Linked DNA regions of Homo sapiens: all the other regions are linked to region 1. A link is a contact called in ENCODE Hi-C or POLR2A ChIA-PET data. All regions are on one chromosome and are shown on one strand. The core of a region is the stretch at or near the end of the contact, and the rest is flanking DNA. Distances in the headings are between cores, read along the strand shown.

Region 1 (3,137 bases), core at 391-2,890:
ATCTGAATGTCATAAAAGACTCCATTTTCTAATATTAGCATTATAGCTAATACGCATGCATGTATACATATGTACACATGTGTATCAATGCCTATGTATTGTGCATGTATGTGACATGTACGTCCACACTATAATGCGTGTCTATACGTACAGCATGTAAAGCTGTATTCTTCAGGATTTTAAATGCCAGGTGTCTGTTAAAAGTAAGAGATATTTGCTACCCTTTCGGTTTCTCTAATTTTTCTCTTAAGAGAAAGATTTCAGTTCCTATAACCTGTTTCTCTAACATGAAAATGTTTTGCTTGCTATTCCAGATGGCTTCAAGTTTCGGAAAGAAATACACATAATAATAGATTGAGTCCCATGAGCCCCAGGGCTGAATACACACCCTAAAAATGAAAGGTGCACACCTTAGATATGCAGCACGTAGTTGAATCACAGAAAACCTACCACCTTTCTGTATATGTCTTAAAGTCAGGGGTTGCAAAGAGAGGCATTGACCCCTATGGAATGGAGCATGTGGTGTGAAATGTAATGAAATCCATTGATCAAGATGAGATCAAAGGTCACCATGAGCTGCTGTCACTAAAGTGCAGGCCTGAACCCGAGTGTCCTAGTGGGAGACAGGCTACAGAAGCATAGGAAGCAGAGGTCTTCACCCACATTCAAGGTAAATGGTACAGGCGTACTCCTGCACGTGGCTTCAGGGAGGAGGTATGTGACGTGCTGTGGACTGGTGGTGTGGGGACTGAAGAGGGGTCCCTGGGTATGTGTGGCGTCAGGCAGGAAGTTTGTGACATTCTGTGGAGTTCAGGACTGCTCTCCAGGGTCCCAGTAGAGAAGCACTCAGTGTGTTTAGTGGCCCTGCCATGTTGCCGACCTGGCTGCACCGTGGTGGCGAGCACTCCTGTGTTCCGCAGGCTGGTGTTTGTAAGTGGGTTCCTGCAATCTGTGCCGTTTGAGGTCAGAGGGCTATCACCTTTTCTGGGGGCCTCAACGTGCATTCAGGATTCAGGACTGATGGCGTCACCCTCCCTGCTCGGCTAGGAGGGCCCCCTTAGTTCAGGTCACCTGAGTGTGGGTTGTAGCCACAGCGAGCACCGTCTTTTCACTTGCACAGCTGCACCCGGCCCGTGGTGTTTTGAGTACCTGGGGCAGCCATCTTGCCATGTGGCACACACAGCACACAGTCCCACAGGGACCTGCTGCATGTGTGAGATGGACTGTTGCTCCTGTGGGGGACTGTTGTGCCACCTTTCCGTGCTCACTTTCACCCCCATGGGCAACCTGGCCTGTCCAGGTAAGTGCTGGTCTCATGGGGGCAGCTGTGCCTCCAGAGGGTGTTCTTGAAGAGGCTCCATGCAGGGGTTGGAGCGTGTGGTGCCCTGCCTGGTGCTATGTTAGCAAGAAGGCGGCGCCCCGTTTGATGGGAGCTCAGTAGTCTGTGGGGCACTTGTGGCTCTGAGGCCTTGCCTCTGCCTGCCGCCTGCTGCTGTTGTCCATGCGTAGGCACAGGGACTCTGTGCCAGCTTCCCTGTGTTTACTGCTCTCAGCTGGAAACTGTGGGCTCCCTGGAGGTGGAAACCATGACGGATGTCTCAGAAATCCCTGCCTCTGGGACGAGCGCTGGTGCACGTGTGGCCACAGGGTGGCAGCCTCGCGACACCGGATGGGCGCTTGTCAGGGAGGGACACCCGGGGCGGGGAGCCTTTCCAGAGACCTCTGCAGGGCTGCGTGCCAAGTGCACGTTTTATTTTATTCTAGACACTCGTCCTTGCGTTGAGGAGCACCCAGGACCGCACAATCACCCTCCTCACATGTCTCTGGGCCCTGTGGCTTCTGACAGCCTTCTGGAGGCTGGGCCAGGGCTTGCACAGCAGCCTCTGTCTCAGATTTTCTTGCAGTCGGCCTGGGCTGTGGTTTGGGAGGAAGGCCACAGGGTGAGGTTTCCTTCCCACACATCCTACCAAGGGACATGCACAGTATTTTCTTTTTCTTTTTATTTATTTTTTTCTTTTAGAGACAGGGCCTTGCCCTGTCATCCAGGCTGGAGTGCAGAGGTGCAATCATAGCTCACTGTAACTTCAATCTCCTGGGCCCAAGACATCCTCCTGCCTTGGCCTCTCAAGTAGCTGGGACTATAGGCACATATCACCATGCCCAGCTAATTTTTTTTTTTTTTAATTATGGGGTCTTGCCGTGTTGCCTAGGCTGGTCTTGAACTCCTGGGCTCAAGTGATCCTCTCACCTCAGCCTCCCAGAGTGCTGGGATTTCAGGCGTGAGCCTCTACCCTGCTGTGCACAGCGTATTTGAAGGCTGTTTGATCACTGAGATTTTTCTTTGTCACTCACTGCCTGTCTTGGGGGTAAGGCCTGCCTGGGCTTCCAGCTCCCTGATGACAGCCTTGCCTGTACCTCTGCTTCCCCGGGCCGTGTGTCTGTCTGCACAGCAGCACCAGCAGCAGGACAGGGCAGGAGGCAGGCGGATGCAGTGGGCAGTTAGTAAAGGACCAGAGCATTGGGGTGGCTGAGGTTGTCTCTGCAGTTCGTTAGTGCCAGGCGTCTTTTGAGGCAGGGAAGTTCCCACTGGAGCTGAAGCACCCAGGAGCCTGCTGTGGCACCGCGGGCTCGGGTTGGGCTGACTGGGGAGCCTGGGGGTACTGCATCAGCTGGCCTGGAGCCTATCAGAGGATGCCGCTCAGCCCCCACCTGCGCGTGCGTATTGGTTGAGTGGGAGATGGAGCACACAAGCTGCTGTCTCCTCCATTCAGCTCCCTACGCTGTCCTTACCTGTGCGCTAGCTTCACAGGCCCACTAGGCCCAGCAGAGGCCTTTCCTGGGTGACAGGTGAGTGTTGGAGGCCAGGGCTGAGGGAAGGGGCTTGCTGGAGACAGACAGGCTGGTGGCCCAGGTCCCCGCTCCCAGGCAGGTGCAGGCAGCCCCTCCTCAGCACTGGCAGTGAAGACAGAGCTGTGTCTTGCACAGGGGCCTGTGGCCTCAGGGCACTCTCTTTCCAGATGACCAAGACATTCTGCAGCCAGCAGTGTGCCCTGGGCTCTTCCTGGGCTGGCTTCCTGCACCCCCAGGCCAGCAAGGCTGTGCATAGGTGTCTGGAACACTTCCTACTCCCGGACAGT
Region 2 (3,137 bases), core at 470-2,969, 240 kb after region 1:
CCCCTCCCTGACCCCACCGCCGCTTCATTCCAGAGCTCTTCCCTCTTTCCCTCTGAGGGTGGGGGCCCCGCAGTGCCTGGGAGAAGCGGGTGGGCGGCCGGGCATGCGTAGCGGAAACTGGATTCCCAAGGTAGTGAGGAGCAAAGGGAACTTTTTTTCAAAGAGAAAGGCTGTCACTCTGAATTCAGGACTCCTGACATAGTCACCAGGTGACCCCTAGGGCCGGTGTCCACAGGACCACAGGCTCCCTCTGCAAACGCAGAACCAAGTTGTGAGTGGGGCACACTGTGGGAAGCAGCTGCCTCCATCAGCCAGCCAGTGACACACCTGGGGACATCTCAGCCACCCCCTCCCTGAGAAGCTGCACAGAAGCGGCCACATGCCCATCCCTGCCTCTCCATGCACCTCCCTCCCGCAACTCTGCAGCCGCACAGGAGGCCTAGCCCACAGGCTGGGCAGTGCAGTATCCCCAGAGAACACACCACGGATGAGTCTGGAGTTGCTTGGAGCTCTCAGAAGCTCCCGGAGCCTCCTTCCTCAATTCCAACGCGGTAACCAAGATTCCTGCTGAGCTTAGGTCACAGTGTGACTGCAGGAGGACCAGCCGCGATGGGAGAGTGCCTCTTAACCATCCCAGTTATCAGGTCCCCCGGGGGAGGCTGGGGACACTTCCCCTCTGCAAATTACAATCTCCCCAGGCGGCTCCCGGGGCAACACATGGATATGCAAATGACTGGGAGCTGGAGAGTTGACTGGTCACTGGGTGACCTTGGGCAAGTCACTTTCCCTCTCAGGTCTTCCCCTCTCCATCAGCAAACTCCTAAAGCTTAACTAAACAGTCAGAAATCCCTCTGTCGGAACAGGCTGCATAGCTCTGGGCAGACCTGGAGGTTGGTGGTCCCAGAACCTGGGGGCAGCACTGCGCTTCCCCACCGTCCCATCGCGTCAGGGGCTTCCACTGTTCTCTTCCCTGGTGGAGTGATGGGGAGAAAAATGGAGGGGTCAATCCCTGCGCCACAGAGAGAGTCCCACTCGTCCCCAGCTGTGACCCACAGACGCGTGGCTGCACCTTGGAGGTCCACCTGGCCGCTGTCCCCATTGCAGGCTGCACCCATCCCGGACCCTTTCTATCCGCCGAAGGCGCAGGCAGCTCTGGTCTCAGCGGAAGGAGTCCGGCCGCAGGCAGACGGGGCCAAAGGACGTGCACCCGACAACCGTCCGCTCCCTCCCCAAACCCCCGCCCCGAGAAGGTTGATGGATGAAGGGGAGCCCTAGCCCAGCCACCTCGGGGGCAAGAGACGGAGCTCGCCACAGACCAGGAGCGAGAGGGGGACTGCGGGTCCCACCGTGAGCGCAGGGCGCGCGGGGCTGGAAACCCAGGACGCGGCCCGGGAGCTCCAGGAGGGCGCCTGCGGATCGCGCGGCCCCGGGCCGGCCGCCTGCCCATCTGGCGCACCCCAGCGCGCCGCGCACACCTGGGGGCCCGCACACCAGCACGTCCTCAGACACACCGACACCCACGGCAGCAGGCGGGGGCCAACGCCGCCGCCGCGGTTCGGGCTCCCGTGGCCCCGCCTGCCCCTGCCTGCCCCGCCCGGGCCCCGGCCCCGGCGGGCGCCCCCCGCGGCGCTGCCCCGCCCCCGCCGCCCCGCGCCGCCCCGGGCCTCGGCCCGCAGCCCGGCCGCCGGCCCACCTGGCGCAGCGCCGCCCTCGGAGCCCGCGCACACCCGCGCACCCGCGGCCGCAGGAGGGCCCAGCGACGCCGCCGCGCCAGCTCCCAGGGCCCGGCCCCCCCCGGCGCTCACGCTCTCGGGGCGGACTCCCGGCCCTCCGCGCCCTCTCGCGCGGCGATGGCCCCACTCGGATACTTCTTACTCCTCTGCAGCCTGAAGCAGGCTCTGGGCAGCTACCCGATCTGGTGGTGAGTGAGCCTCCTCGCGTTCGCCCCTGCCCCTGTGCGCCGCGCCCGCAGCAGACGGTCCCCTCGGGCAGGGACCCCGCGGTGGCCCGAGCCCGCGCCCTTCTGCTCCAGCCCCGCGTGCGGGCCGCGGGCGGTTGGTTTTCCTTGACGGCCACTTTGGACCTGTTCAGGCCGCTGGGACGCGTGGGTGGCGGAGTTTCCGGAGACATTGATTCCCGAGCGGGGGAGTAGGGGAGGTTGCGGAGGTCCTAGCTGCCCCTGGCGTCGGACAGGGCGAGCAGTGGGCTGGGGAGAGGCTGAAAGAAGGTCGGCACGCACGGTCACCGAGGGGACAGGCAGCTCGAGGCCAGGGGACAGGCGAGGGAAGAGGGCCAGCGAGAGAGAATTCGCCGGAGACTTTCCTCAAAAACCGTATCTTACACACAAACACACACACACGTTTTAAAACAAAGTCGATGAGACAAGACTGAACAGCTCGGAGCAGCGTGGTTACGTAAAGAAAGCTGGGACCCGGCGGGGAGTGGCGCAGAGCCGGCGGCGGGGCGCACTGGGGGCCGGCCCTGGGCCCCGCGCGCCTCCCCGCCGCAGTCCGGGCACGGGGGTTTCCAGGGGCCCTCTCTGCGAGCCCTCCGCATGGGTCCACCTGGCAATGAGGGGCTGCTGTAGAGAGAGTTAAGGGTGAGTTAAGCACGGGGTGTGAGGGGCTCCAGGACCCTCAATCAGAAAGCGCTGTGCTGCGCCCTCCACACCAGAAAAGGCGCGTTCCGTGAGACCCTCCCCAGCCTGGCGATGGAAGTGCAGATAAACCAAAGGAAGGGTCCCGAAAGGTCTCTCTCAGGCCTCCCACCTCCACTGCACATATCCTGTGGGAGGGGGAACGGTGGCCACACTTTCGCCAGGGCTTGTGATCCCTCAGAGCCCTCACCAAGCAAGGATCACCCCAGTTCCGAATTAAGGGCGCTCTGAGATGCCCAAGATTGAGGAACACAAGTGGGAGGAATGTGGGCGCGCAGGGCCGGGCGCAGCGCTGGTAGGACCCACAGTTGGAGAGAAGCCTCCCCACAAGCATGCACACTCCCCCCCATCCTTCTCCGACGGCAGCCTGGAATTATAATAATTACGCCGAGGGGAAGGGGGGAGACCCAGCGAGCCGAGGTACATCTAATCCGATAATAATTTTTCTCTTCGAGATGGTTCAGGAGCGGGGGCTCCCGCG
Region 3 (3,137 bases), core at 326-2,825, 150 kb after region 1:
TGAGAAGTAAACTGTGCTAATCCTATGTGACATTTAATCCAGGCCTCCCTCGTGCATTCTATAGGATCCTGGGGTTAACATACAGGCCAAGAGAATTACAGTTTATTTAATTATAGGTCTACCTTAAATGAACAGTGTTGACTGGAAATATGTTCTTTAAATTATGGGAAGGAAGGAATGAGAAAGAAGGAAAGAGGAAAAAAGAAAAAAGGAAGAAGGGAGGGGGAAAAGAAGAGAAAGAGAGGAAGAAATAAAAGAAAGAAAAGAAAACAGAGGTGGGGGAAGGAATGATGGAGAAAAAGAAAATATGAAAGGAAAAATGAAAAAAAAGAAGGAAGGGAGGGAAGGAAAAAGAAAACAAGAACGAAAAAAGAGAAAGAAGAAAGAAGGGAGAGGAGGGAGTGAGGAGGGGAGGGAGAAGGGAAGAAGGAAGGGAGGAGGGGAGGAAGGAGGGAAGGAGGGGAGGGAGGAGGGAAGGAGGGGAGGAAGGAGGGGAGGGAGTAAGGGAGGAAGGAGGGAAGGAAGGAGGGGAAGAGGTAAGGGAGGAAGGAGGGGAGGAGGGAAGGAAGGAGGGGAGGAGGGAAGGAAGGAGGGGAGGAAAGGGGAGAAAGGAAGGAAGGGAGGAGGGGAGGGAGGAGGCAGGAGGGGAGGGAGGAGGGAAGGAGGGGAGGAAGAGGGGAGGAAGGAAGGAAGGAGGGAAGGAAGGAGGGGAGGAGGAGGCAGGAGGGGAGGGAGGAGGGAAGGAAGAAGGGGAGGAAGGAGGGGAGAAAGGAGGGAAGGAATGAAGGGAGGAGGGGAGGGAGGAGGAAGGAAGGAGGGAGGGAAGGCAGGCAAGTGAGGAGATTATCTGGAAAGATCACTGAGGGACCCTGAGGTAAATCTTTAACATGTCAGATATGTGTTGTTAAACAATCCTTCTTCTGGCTGGGGGCGGTGGCTCATGCCTGTAATCCTAGCACTTTGGGAGGCCAAGGCGGGTGGATCACGAGGTCAGGAGTTCAAGGCCAGCCTGGCCAACACAGTGAAACTCCGCCTCTACTAAAAATATAAAAACTAGTCGGGCGTGGTGGTGGGTGCCTGTAATCTCAGCTACTCGGCAGGCTGGGGCAAGAGAATTGCTTCAACCCGGAAGGTGGAGGTTGCAGTGAGCCAAGATCACACCACTGCACTCCAGCCTGGGTGACAGAGCAAGACTCCGTCTTGGGGGTAAAAAAAAGCTTCTTCCATTAAAATAAATGGGAGGATAGGAGCTGAGACAGAAGCCTTTCAGCCCGTGCTGCAGGCAGCCCCAGCCCCAGGCATCATTGCGGTGGGAGACTGTGACGCTGAGAGGTTTCTGCTCTGTTCCTCCAGGGTTCAGGCCTCGGAGGATGGTAAGTGGGCTCCCCTCAGCCCAGCCTCCTCCCTAGATGTCTCCATGTCGAGGTCTTTATTTTTATCTTAACACAAGGACCTGCTTTGTTTTGTTTTGTTTTGCACAGAGACTCACACAGGCTGGCTGTCAGGCCATGGCTATCCCTGCCTCTCTGCCTCCCTGCCCTGGCTGCAGGGCCAGCCCTGCTGCAGCTGCCGCCTGATTCCCTTCCTCACCACCCAGGGGAGCTGCTCCTTGGGACCTCCAGAATTCCTCTCCTCGGTTTGTGCCCAAGCACACCCTCAAATCGTTGACTGGAAGAGATGTGAGGGTGGTGAACTTTGCTGGAATTTGCCTGCCTGAAACTGTCTTTATTCTAGTTTTTTAAAAGCAAGCTTGGCTAGGCGTGGACTTCTAGGTTGCAAATGACCCTTGCTACGAGTTTGCAAGGGGCCGCTGCATTTCAGCCCAGCATCCCTGCCGCAGGCCTGATACTCCAGGCTTGATGTGCACATCAGTTAGGAATGACTTGGGTGGCAGATGACAGAAAACAGCCAACTCTAGCTTAAACAAACACACTTTCATTTGTTTTAAATCTCACACACAACAAAAGCTAGGATTTGGCCTGGCGTGGTGGCTCATGCCTGTAATCCCAGCACTTTGGGAGGTTCAGATGGGAGGCTCACTTGAGCCCAGGTGTTTGAGATCAGCCTGGGTAACGTGGTACGACCCAGTCTCTACCAAAAATACAAAAATAAGCTGGGCATGGTGGCACCTGCTGTCTTTATAAAACTCATATAAAGCTGGCGCCTATGGTCCCAGCTACTCGGGAGGCTGAGGTGGGAGAATAGCTTGAACCTAGGAGGTTGAGGCTGCAGTGAGCCGAGCTCTCACCACTGCACTCCAGCCTGGGCGACAGAGTCAGACCCTGTCTCAAAAAACAAAACAAAACAAAACAAAACTAGGGTTCATGCGAGAGCACCATGAGGTCACTGGAGCCTTTTCTATTTTTGCTCTGTCTTCCTTAATGGGTCGCTTCCTTACTCATGATCTCAAGACGGTTGCGGTGACTCCACCATCACATCCTGTGTCCTATGCAGGAAATGGGTGCAAGGGAAAAGATATGCTGAGCAAAATGGGCATGCTTTCAGCAAAGCTTTGCCTGCTTGCTGGAGAAGAGACCTTCTCGCTGTAGGAATTTATCATGACATCTCATCGTCCAAAAGGGTGTCAAGTGCCCACCATAGATTCTCCTACAGCCAAAGAAAAGCTGACCTATTTTTTTTCTCACTAGATTTCTTGGGCTTTATATTTCCAATTTTTATTGAAAATAATTACTTCACTGGCCATATTTTTGTTTTCAGTAGTTTACTTTTTTGTTTTATTGTTCCTTTTTCATAGATGATTTTCTTTTTCTTCTTCTTTTTCTTTTTAGACAGATTTCACTCATGTTGCCCAAGCTGGAGTGCAATGGCATGATGTCGGCTCACCACAACCTCCACCTCCCAGGTTCAAGTGATTCTCCTACCTCAGCCTCCCAAGTAGCTGGGATTACAGGCATGCACCACCATGCCTGACTAATTTTGTATTTGTAGTAGAGATGGGGTTTCTACATGTTGGTCAGGCTGGTCGCAAACTCCCAACCTCAGGTGATCCACCCGCCTCAGCCTCCCAAAGTGCTGGGATTACAGGCGTGAGCCACTGCGCCCAGCAGATGATTTTCTTTCTTTTCTCCTTCCTTCCTTCCTTCCTTTTCTTTTCTTCCCTTCTTCCCTTTTTTGAG

Evidence for each region. A loop is a pair of places that touch in the nucleus more often than their neighbours do. ChIA-PET counts read pairs that join two places held with the same protein, here RNA polymerase II (POLR2A). Pooled maps may share reads with other maps.
Region 2: a loop to region 1 is called in a pooled map, with 3 times the contacts of the local background. The contact joins the promoter of WNT3A here to the enhancer-like site in region 1. A Hi-C loop is called at or near these places in 1 of 168 maps with a recorded cell type or tissue (PC-9) and 9 of 50 pooled maps. POLR2A ChIA-PET finds 5 or more read pairs at or near these places in 2 of 52 experiments (AG04450 and MCF 10A).
Region 3: a loop to region 1 is called in a map with no recorded cell type, with 8 times the contacts of the local background. The contact joins two enhancer-like sites. A Hi-C loop is called at or near these places in 1 of 37 single-sample maps with no recorded cell type and 8 of 50 pooled maps. POLR2A ChIA-PET finds 5 or more read pairs at or near these places in 2 of 52 experiments (MCF 10A and activated CD4-positive, alpha-beta T cell).

The regions. Positions count from the first base shown.
Region 1 is chr1:227,760,956-227,764,092 of GRCh38, forward strand. The region is part of intron 3 of SNAP47 (synaptosome associated protein 47); the gene reads left to right. Among named protein-coding and RNA genes, the nearest start is that of SNAP47, 27 kb to the left of the region's middle. RefSeq lists enhancers at 513-1,263, 1,447-1,596, 1,917-2,006. Within about 2 kb of position 1,641, at least 14 of the 41 ENCODE cell types and tissues checked have a DNase peak (open chromatin) inside an H3K27ac peak, as active enhancers do.
Region 2 is chr1:228,005,279-228,008,415 of GRCh38, forward strand. WNT3A (Wnt family member 3A) reads left to right here and starts at 1,720. Exons shown (of 4, transcript NM_033131.4): 1 at 1,720-1,921. The coding sequence starts at 1,851.
Region 3 is chr1:227,909,155-227,912,291 of GRCh38, forward strand. No RefSeq gene overlaps it. Among named protein-coding and RNA genes, the nearest start is that of MIR5008, 31 kb to the right of the region's middle. Within about 2 kb of position 1,576, at least 2 of the 41 ENCODE cell types and tissues checked have a DNase peak (open chromatin) inside an H3K27ac peak, as active enhancers do.